Linked DNA regions of Homo sapiens: region 1 is linked to region 2. The links are chromatin contacts, found by Hi-C in ENCODE. All regions are on one chromosome and are shown on one strand. The core of a region is the stretch at or near the end of the contact, and the rest is flanking DNA. Distances in the headings are between cores, read along the strand shown.

Region 1 (4,233 bases), core at 394-2,893, 420 kb before region 2:
AGCCTTAAGTTTACATGATGTCAGCCCACTGATCTCAGAGTAAAGTGTGCTTCTGTTATCCAGTATTTATATATTAAGCGCCATATAAAAGATCAGCAGCCCTTCTTTTGTAACATTCATCCAACAATACGTTGGCTGCCTGGCCAGGCGCAGGTCAATGACCCTTACCGGGCTTGGTGAAATACAACTGGCATCCTTGTCAGCGAGGGACAACTTTCAAAGGAAATTGTGTTCACTTACTGTTACCAAAACACCAGATGTTCGGTCTAGATCCTGTTTCTTGCTTCACAGAAAGCCTATCACTGAAACAAGTATTGCCAAAGATGAAGCCTTTAATAGAGTGCTGCAGCCAAGAGGCCAGGAGGTCTCAAATCCATCTCCCTGACTGACTAAAATTAGGAGCTGATATAGCAGGGAAGAAATGTAACCATGTGTGGGAAAACAGGAATTAGGGAGGGGTAAAGAAGAGCAGCTGGTCAATGGGAAGCAAGTGGTCAGTTAGGCAAACTTAACAGATAAAGTGTCGGGCATCTGATTGTCCAAATGCAGTGATCTGGTGACTTTCAGCTCCTTGCTACTATTTGGGAGGCCTGATGGCTGGTTTCCTTGGAAAGGAACTCAGATAAGACAAATGCAACTTTCTCAGGTTTTAAAACTAGGAGGGCCAACTTCTATGTTTATTCAAAGAAACCACGAACATCAGCTCTGTGGGACACCTGCTCAGTTTCATTACCAGAAGAACGTGGAAATGATCTTTGGCTGTTGAAAGAGTAAATGCTCATCATGGAAAGAAAAATAAAAAGAAAAGCTCTGAAAGTGACTGAATCAATGACTGACATCATCTGATACAAGCCAGTTATTCCCTTTTGCCTAAGTTCCATCAGGTATAAAATAAAGAAGATAGTCTACTCCTAAACCCCTCACATTTGATAGAAACACAACTGGATGAACTTGAGTATTTACTTGCTTGGAACATCAAGGTTTCTTTGCTTTTCTCTTTCTTTCCCTGATTACAGAAAATTCGTGCTTATAAAGTAATAACAAAATATTAATAAGTCAATGCTTACGTAGTGTTCATTATTTGGCAGGCTGTTCTGAATGCTTAGCATATATTAACTCATTTCGTTCTCACAACACCCTAGGATGTAACTATTATTAGTATCACCATTTAAGAGATGAGAAAAATAAGAGAGATTGGAACATTTTCTACAGTCACATGGTTAGTAAACTGCAGAGCTGGGATTCAGATTCAGGCATCCCATTTGCTGCTGAGTATGATTTCTACCTCTCCTTTCTTTCAGTACATAGTTGAGTCTCACTATAACTTTTCAGGAACACCAGGAACTATAGGCATGATAAAAGAAGGGCTTTGTATGTGTTCTTAATCATGAAACAGTAGATAGTATGATATCCATTTTGATGTAAATTTGAAGAATGTATTTTAATTCCTTTTAAAATCTCTCCACTAGTACAACTGGCTCCTTCAACAGGAAACAGGTGGTCAGTTAGGCAATCATAACAGCTGCATTTCTTATCTGCCAGGTATTCTTAAGATATTGCTCACTTCCCTTTTTTACTTTCACAAGCCATAGCTACTCTGATGTAATTGATCTTTTGAGAGTGTATAAAGTGCTATTTAAAAGTTGCTTAAGTACAGGAAGATTCTATGTCCTATACCCATTCAGTGGAGATGAGAGTTTTTGAGGAGTAACAGTTTCTTTGCTGCTGTCTTATAGGGACACACATTTGGGTACCCACCTTGTACCAGGCACTGTGATAAGGGCTTTGTCATCTTCAATAGGACTTTCTCACCTTCAGTGAGAGGTGTGAAGCTCAGTTATCCATAAACACAGGCTGTTCGGTCTGTAGTCAATTCTATTTTTCAAAGGGATTCTCAAGTCTCCCTTCATCATCATCGCAGAACAATTTTTTTAAAAAAAAATCTGCTCAAGCCTTCTAAGCGGGTCTCAGAAATAGAAAGCAATTTTCTGCTGAATTAACCAAGGTAGTAAATTCAAAGAGGATAGTTTACTATAAAGGCTTATGGGATTGTGAATCAATGTAAACAATTTACTTCTAAAGCCTCTGCCTGGATGGCCATTTAAGGTTGAAATGTGTTTCAATAGTGCCCTGAAAGCTTAAATGAAATTGTCATATAAATACTCCACACTTTGACACATTTCCAATTATTATAATAATTTCACAGCTTTTGAGACTTTTGAAATTATTTGGTTCAATTTAATGTGTAAGGAAAAGACCAATAGGAATTCTTGTTGCTTAAGAAGATTAACACAATCTTTGACAGAGTTGTTTCTATCATAAAATACTACAAGTATTTGAGCACCTAGTATCACAAAAGCTACCTATGATTTTTACATTTTCAAACGAAGAGGAGAAATTATGTTTTTACCAAAGGTCCATATTTTCATTGTGAAACAATATTAAAGGAGAACACATGTTAGAATGAATTGTTATAATTATTTTTTCTGTGCCTTGGGTGGGAGTGTATTAATTATATCAAATTACTACCTAAATAAAAAAGAATGAAAATAATGGTTTGTAGAGAGCAGAGCTAGACATTGAGAGCAGAACTAGAAATTAAGATTATTAGAAAACAACTGTCGTTTTCCCATCTAACCTTAGGAAACCACATTTTATATGGGAAAGTGAAAAAACACAGAAAACCTAATAGCATTATTCTACATTTCTTTCTACTAACTTACTCTAATATTGTCCTAAAGGCATGCATGAACTTTTACTATTCTAAAGGATAAATACAAAAAATGAAAAGTTTGGATTCCATTATACAGCATTTTGTATTCCTAGATTTTATATATATATTCCAAATTAAAGAAAACAAAAATATTTGTAGTAATCAATTCTTCAGCAGAACTTAGTGATGGCACCTACATTATAGATTAAAATAAAATTATGCATACAAAATTATACAAATCTGTTCACTTAATGCTTGAAGTAAGTAGGAGGAAATTACTGCATGTGATTTTTAGAAAGTGTTGTTGAGTACATCAGAAGAAGTTAAATTAATAACCCTTAAAATCTTTGCTTGGTATCAGCAGCCATTCACAAGAGTAATATATAGGAGCTATAAGTAGGGGTTTAACCAACCTGTAGAAATGTCTTTTACTCTATAACTTAACAGTTCTGCCAGAGTTTTACTTAACTAGAATTATACCAAAATAATACCTGTTATTTTGAGGACACATTTACAAAATAATAAAGAATACTTTACACTGCTACCAAAACAACATTATGAAGCCTGAAGAGAGCATGTCAGGAAGACAGAATGCATAATTTTTCTCACATACTACAGCCAAAAGCCTACAAATGGTGTTCATTGTTGGTTCAATAATACATTCTAACATTCTCGCATCTTGTGATGTCATGTTTTTAATCTTTAGATACTGATTCCATAGATTAAAATCTACAATCTTATCTAATTTGGAACCAACAAATTCTCTGATTGGGTGTATCTGAAACACTATCTTGAAAATGAGCTTGGCCCTAAGGAATTATCATTTTTTCTTAACAAATGGACTATGATGCTTGTGCAAATATTTACCTTAAATCAACAATCTTAAATCAAATGCAATATTCTATTTGCAAAACTGTATAGCTTAACTTTCCATAAAGAAGGTGGATACTCACCCTCAGGACTGTGAAAATTACACTTCTATAAATGGCAGGTGTGAATCTCTTATTCAAAATGTGTGAAAAATAGAATCAGAGTTAATTTGTTTTGCCACAGACCTATTTCCCCTCATTCTTCCTTCATACTAAAAAAAATTAGTCATGTGCATTTTAGAATTTTTAGAGTCAAATTATATTGATTATTACTTTTGACTATAGGGAGAAGAATTTTCATTGTCCAAGTTTAATGAAATTTTACTCTCAAGTAGACTGGATTAGCCAAGAAACAAATTCACAATGTAAATATGTAAAATTTCCTTTAACAAGACTGTTCATAAAATTCTGATAACATATTTTCTTTAATTTTTTAAACTTTTATTTTAGATTTACGGGTATATGTGAAGGTTTGTTATGTAGGTCACTGGGGTTTGTTGTACAGATTATTTGGTCACCCAGGTACTAAGCATAGTACATATTTTTTCTGCTCCTCTCCCTCCTCCACCTCCACCCTCAAGTAGGCCTTGGTATCTGTTGTTGCTCTTTTTATGTTCATATGTTCTCATTGTTTAGCTCCCAATTACAAGT
Region 2 (4,685 bases), core at 1,763-4,262:
TTTAAAAATAAAATTTTGCAGCTAAAACAGTTGAGAAGCACTTGGTATTCCAAGTGATACATTGGAATAAGTAGAGAGTCACCTTCTTCATATTCCCAGTCAGCATCTTTACTACCATTTTTGATGAGCACAGCATCTGCAGTCATTATCTTGATCCCATGCCTTGCCCCGTGTATCTCAATGAGTTTCAGCTATTATTGGATTCTTAATTCAAAACACATTTCATTCTTAATAGAAATTGAAATAATATGTCATTTTAATGTTCTGAAGGACAATCTTTCAAAGTATTAAAACAAATGAAAGAAGTAGGTGCTGTTAATGCATTTTATAAATTCCCTGCAAAATGTGGCAAACTTCTGCCAGGAAACCTTTGTAATTTTGAGATATCCAAGGCAAGGAACTTAAAGTAGAGGAAGCTTTCTTCTTTGAGTCAATCCTAAATACCACTGTTAAAAATGTAATGAGACCATTCTTTATTTTTATATCCAATTATCAGTATTTTCTATTCCAACCTGCTCTAGAGTGACTTCCCTCCTTCCAATCCAAAGCCAAGAAATCTCTAGTTATTATGATTACACTAATTCCTTGTGCCAAAATGCAACAGTTTGGGTTTATTGTTTGGCTTTTTGTTCGTTTTTCTTGCATTATGTGAAAAGTACTATCCGAATCAGGAGGAAGCAATGAGGCTACGAGTAGAAAGGCATAAAATAAGGAAGGGCTGCCCCCCTTTGACCGGGAAGCAAGGAAATGTGGAAAACACAGAGAAACCTCATTCGGTACAACCCTGCTGCTTCCCTTGCGTTGCTCCCCATCTCAGCAACTGGCTGGACTGGAAAGATTCACTTCTCTGACCTAAAGAACTTTGATCCGCTGAGTTTAGAAATTCTCTGTCCAGAGCCGCCCACATTCCGGGAAAAAGACCGCGCCTCTTTTAAACTGACAAAAAAAGTTTTTTCTTGCTGTGGCTGCCTGTGGTTCTGGGAAGGACTTCCAGCCTCTGCTTATCACCGCGGCCAACAAAATGCACTGGAAAGGAACCAATACTAGTGTGTGCTAGTACAGTCTGCTGTTCCCAGGGGTCTGGCTTATTAGCGGGTGCTTTCCTCTTTTCCCCCACCACCAATTCCTTACAACATGCCCATCCTCTCAGGGTTTTATTGAGGTGTGGCGGGGGGATGGGGGACGGCTTGGTGCTGAACTGTAGCGGCTGGAAGGAGCAGCGCGCTGGCACGGTGGGGATGGCCAAGGACTCCCAGTATGTGGAGAGTTGAGCCAAAGGGAAGGGAACACATAGGAAAGGGTCCGGGACAGCGAAGACGATTCCTCAATCTGAGCAGTTCCAAAAGTGCGCTAGATCCAGTTTAAACAAAAGAGCAAGATCCAAAGCCAGAACACTGGATCTCCAGACTAGTTGTAGCTAGCATCCTCCGTCTTCCCTTCCTGAAGACCACGCCCCTCTGGACCGATTGGGGAAACTACCATCAGCAGGGGCTTTCAGAGGAGGGCAGAGTGGGAATGGCCTTTGGTTTAGCTCTAAGGTTCCTTTTCTAACCTCTCCGACGAGGTAAAGACTAAGGGACAAGCGCGAGGCGGCACCGAAAACAGCAAGTGAGGAAGGCGAATAAAGCCAGGCAGGTGTGAGGAGGGTCCAGATTGCAGAAGACGAGGAACGGGCTACGAATTGTGGGCGGATGCAAGGGGTGGGGAGGGCGGGCCAGGGCCTGTGGGAGCCCGAAGCACGTGCTGGCAGAGAAGCAGCGGAGGGGCTGGGCAGGGGCTAGGACCGGTTACAGAGAAAGGAGTCGGGGAGACTGGCAGGCTGGAAAGCCGGCGCAGGGAGGTCACCTTTGATGTAGACATCGTCGTCGGCGCGCATGAACCACTCATACTTGTCCAGGTAGTGGTCGTGCATGTACTTGATCATCATGAAGGACTTTTTCTGGGGAGGATAGGAGTCGTCCACACCCGGTAGCGCGATGACAGGCAGGGGTGGCGGGGGCTGGCCGGCGTTGGGGGGCTGCTGGCTGGAAAAGAACTCCACGCGGCCCGGGATGAAACGCGCCCAGGTCCGCTGCGCGGCCAGCGCGCGGCTGCCCAGGTACTTCTGCGCGGTCATCACCCCCACGTACAGGAAGTCCCGGGGTCGGGCGCTCGGGGCGGCAGCGCCCCCGTCCCCGCTGCCGTTGTGGCTACTCCCCGGCCGGCCGTCTCTCCGCTGCCCAGCCGCGCCCCCGTCCTCCTCCTCGGGCTCCCCCTCGGCCGCTGGAGCACCGGGAAGCCCCGTCGCGCCCTCAGGCTCGCGTCCTCGCCGCCGCTGCTGCAGCGGAGGTGGCTGCTGCCAGGGGCTGCTTCGAAAACTGGTGATCCCGGGTGCTGCCTCGGGCAGCGGTGGCCCCTGGAGATCCTGGCGCGCGGGGGGCGGCGACTGCTCCTGCCGTGGTCGGGACTGGGGCTGGGGGAGCGGCTGCTGAGCGCCGGCGCGGGGGCCAGCAGCAGAGCGACCGTAGTAGGAGCAGAGGCTGGAGCCACGTCTCTTCCTCTCGCTCAGCTCCGCCACCCTGGGGGCGATGAGCCAGGACGCGGCGGTGAAGCCCAGCACCAGCCCTAATGCCACGCTCATCCACGGGCGGCGAGAGCGCACAGCCATCGCGGCTGTCCCGGGCGCGGACGCTCGCTGGGCTGTCGCGGCGCGGCACGCGGTTTCCCCGGCTCACACCCGCCCCTCCTCCGCCTTTGCGCCCCCAGCCGCGGCCGCAGCCGGCCGCCTAGGCGCCGACACCGGCTGGAGGTCGAAGCGCCGCGGACGCCTCGACTGCCGCGGGCTGCAGCTGCCTGCCGGGCTCCCGCTCAGCTCTGGGCCGGGGCTCCGAGCAAGGGTCGGGAGTGAAACTTCTCCCGGCGGCGGCGGTGGCGGCAGCGGCGGCAGCAGCGGCAGCTGGAGGAGCTGCAGGAGGAGGAGGAGGAGCAGCGGCGGCGGCAACGCGTCCGCTCCTAGGCTGCCACCCTGTCAGTGGCGCGCCTGGGCCCTCCCTCCTCCCTCCTTCCCGAGCCCCCGCCCTCACTCCCGCCTCCCGCTCCCCCCGCCGCCGGGCTCCGAGCTGGCCCGGAGGAGGAGCCGCAGGCGGCACCGCTGCCAGCCGGAGAGAAGCGCGGGCCGCGGTATTTCCCCGTCACCCGCCCTTGGACGCCCCCCGTCCGCGCCTCAGTCCAGAGCCGGCCTCCTCTCCGGAAGGAAACGATCCCTGTCGGGCCGCCTCCGGCTTGCAGCGCCGACGCCCCCTCTTCCCTCCTCCCCCAGCTCTTGCTCTTCGTCCCATTTCCCGTCCCGTCCCGCCCCTCCGCTGGCCTCCCGACACTCGTGTCTGGGGGCTCTACTGGCCTCCTCCCGGCGCCTAGGCTCCGCTGACCTCATCGGCGGAGCTCGGGTCCGGGAGCCCCCAGCAAGTTCGTTGCTGTCCCACCGTGCTCTCCTCCCCCGGCCCACAGCCGGGTACGTCCTGGCGTGACCCTTACCACTCTGCCCCGCCCCAGGTCCGCCAGGGCGCCACTCTTCGCGTTTTCCGTCCTTTCCACGTTGTTCTTACCGCTGCCACTCCGCGCCTTCTCTCTCTAGTCGGTCACTTGTCAGGAAACCAAACGTCCCATCCCAGCACCTCTCCTCCCAGCCTAACTTCCCTCCTACCTGCATCGTCCACCAGCTCTCCTCAGTCCTTCACAGAAGCACCATTGTCGTTAGGGTCTCTCCTAAGAAAATCTCTGAGGGATTGGAAATACTTATCCTGAAAGGCTAAGGGAGTTGGTGGTGTGTGGGGGTTCAATCCCCAAAGAACGTAAAAATCCCATGTCCTCCACCTGTTGAGTTGGAAAATGTGGGGCTGCCTAATGGTCTCCCCCTCGGCTCTCCTGATGATATCTGTTCAAGAAATGAGAACTATGGTCTATTTTCAGTCTTGGTAGAAGATTGGCTCAGTGGGACTGGCAAATAGTGGAGAAATGGGCACACATTCACAGGGCCAATACCCTGAAGATCCAAACGAAAGAAATTCTTACCCCCACAAAATAAGTGAACTTAATCAAAAAATAAAATGGAGGATATGATTTTTATTCTTGCCTATGAACCGTTTTATTTTCTAAGGCAAAGACAGGAAAATTTTACCTCTCCAATGAGGGAGGAAAATTGTCCAGCAACAGAATCTCAAAAAAAGTTAAGCTGTATTGGCCAAAATCATTGTGCCTTAGTTACGTTAGGAAGAAATTACCTGAAGGTATATGATTTTTGAAGAAGGGAGCATTAACAAATTTCTCTCTAAAGGTTGTGCATAAAGCTATAGTCTGGGGTGCATTTGGCATCCCAAGTACTTCCTTCTCTTCAAATTTCAGTCTTCTGTTTTAGACATCAAACGCAAAGGGATGGTATTGAATGGCATTAGACATAATGGCTCGATCCAGCGAGGTGCTGGCAGCGTCCCTGGAACACTAGGCCTGCCTGGAGCCTTTGGAGGAATGGTTCTTTCCACACCGGTCCCTGGCTGTGCATGAGCACGTCTGACTAAATGTTTCATCTGCTGGACAATGAAGCTCCTTTTCCATGTCTAGGTTTTTCCCAGAGACACTTGGGAATACAGATTACTGGGCTCTCTCAAAGTTAAATTTTAGTTAGAATACAAAGCTAGTCAAACAGGCCC

The links. Hi-C counts contacts between places; a loop is a spot of excess contacts on that map. Pooled maps may share reads with other maps.
Region 1: a loop to region 2 is called in a map of endothelial cell of umbilical vein, with 4 times the contacts of the local background. The contact joins the enhancer-like site here to the promoter of CHSY3 in region 2. A Hi-C loop is called at or near these places in 1 of 168 maps with a recorded cell type or tissue (endothelial cell of umbilical vein), 5 of 37 single-sample maps with no recorded cell type and 1 of 50 pooled maps.

The regions. Positions count from the first base shown.
Region 1 is chr5:130,321,586-130,325,818 of GRCh38, reverse strand. No RefSeq gene overlaps it. Among named protein-coding and RNA genes, the nearest start is that of CHSY3-AS1, 420 kb to the right of the region's middle. Within about 2 kb of position 1,643, at least 3 of the 41 ENCODE cell types and tissues checked have a DNase peak (open chromatin) inside an H3K27ac peak, as active enhancers do; they include endothelial cell of umbilical vein, where a contact is called at or near this core.
Region 2 is chr5:129,902,792-129,907,476 of GRCh38, reverse strand. CHSY3 (chondroitin sulfate synthase 3) reads right to left here and starts at 3,012. Exons shown (of 3, transcript NM_175856.5): 1 at 1,846-3,012. The coding sequence starts at 2,647. CHSY3-AS1 (CHSY3 antisense RNA 1) reads left to right here and starts at 1,550. Exons shown (of 3, transcript XR_002956248.2): 1 at 1,550-1,635. RefSeq lists a silencer at 2,645-2,854.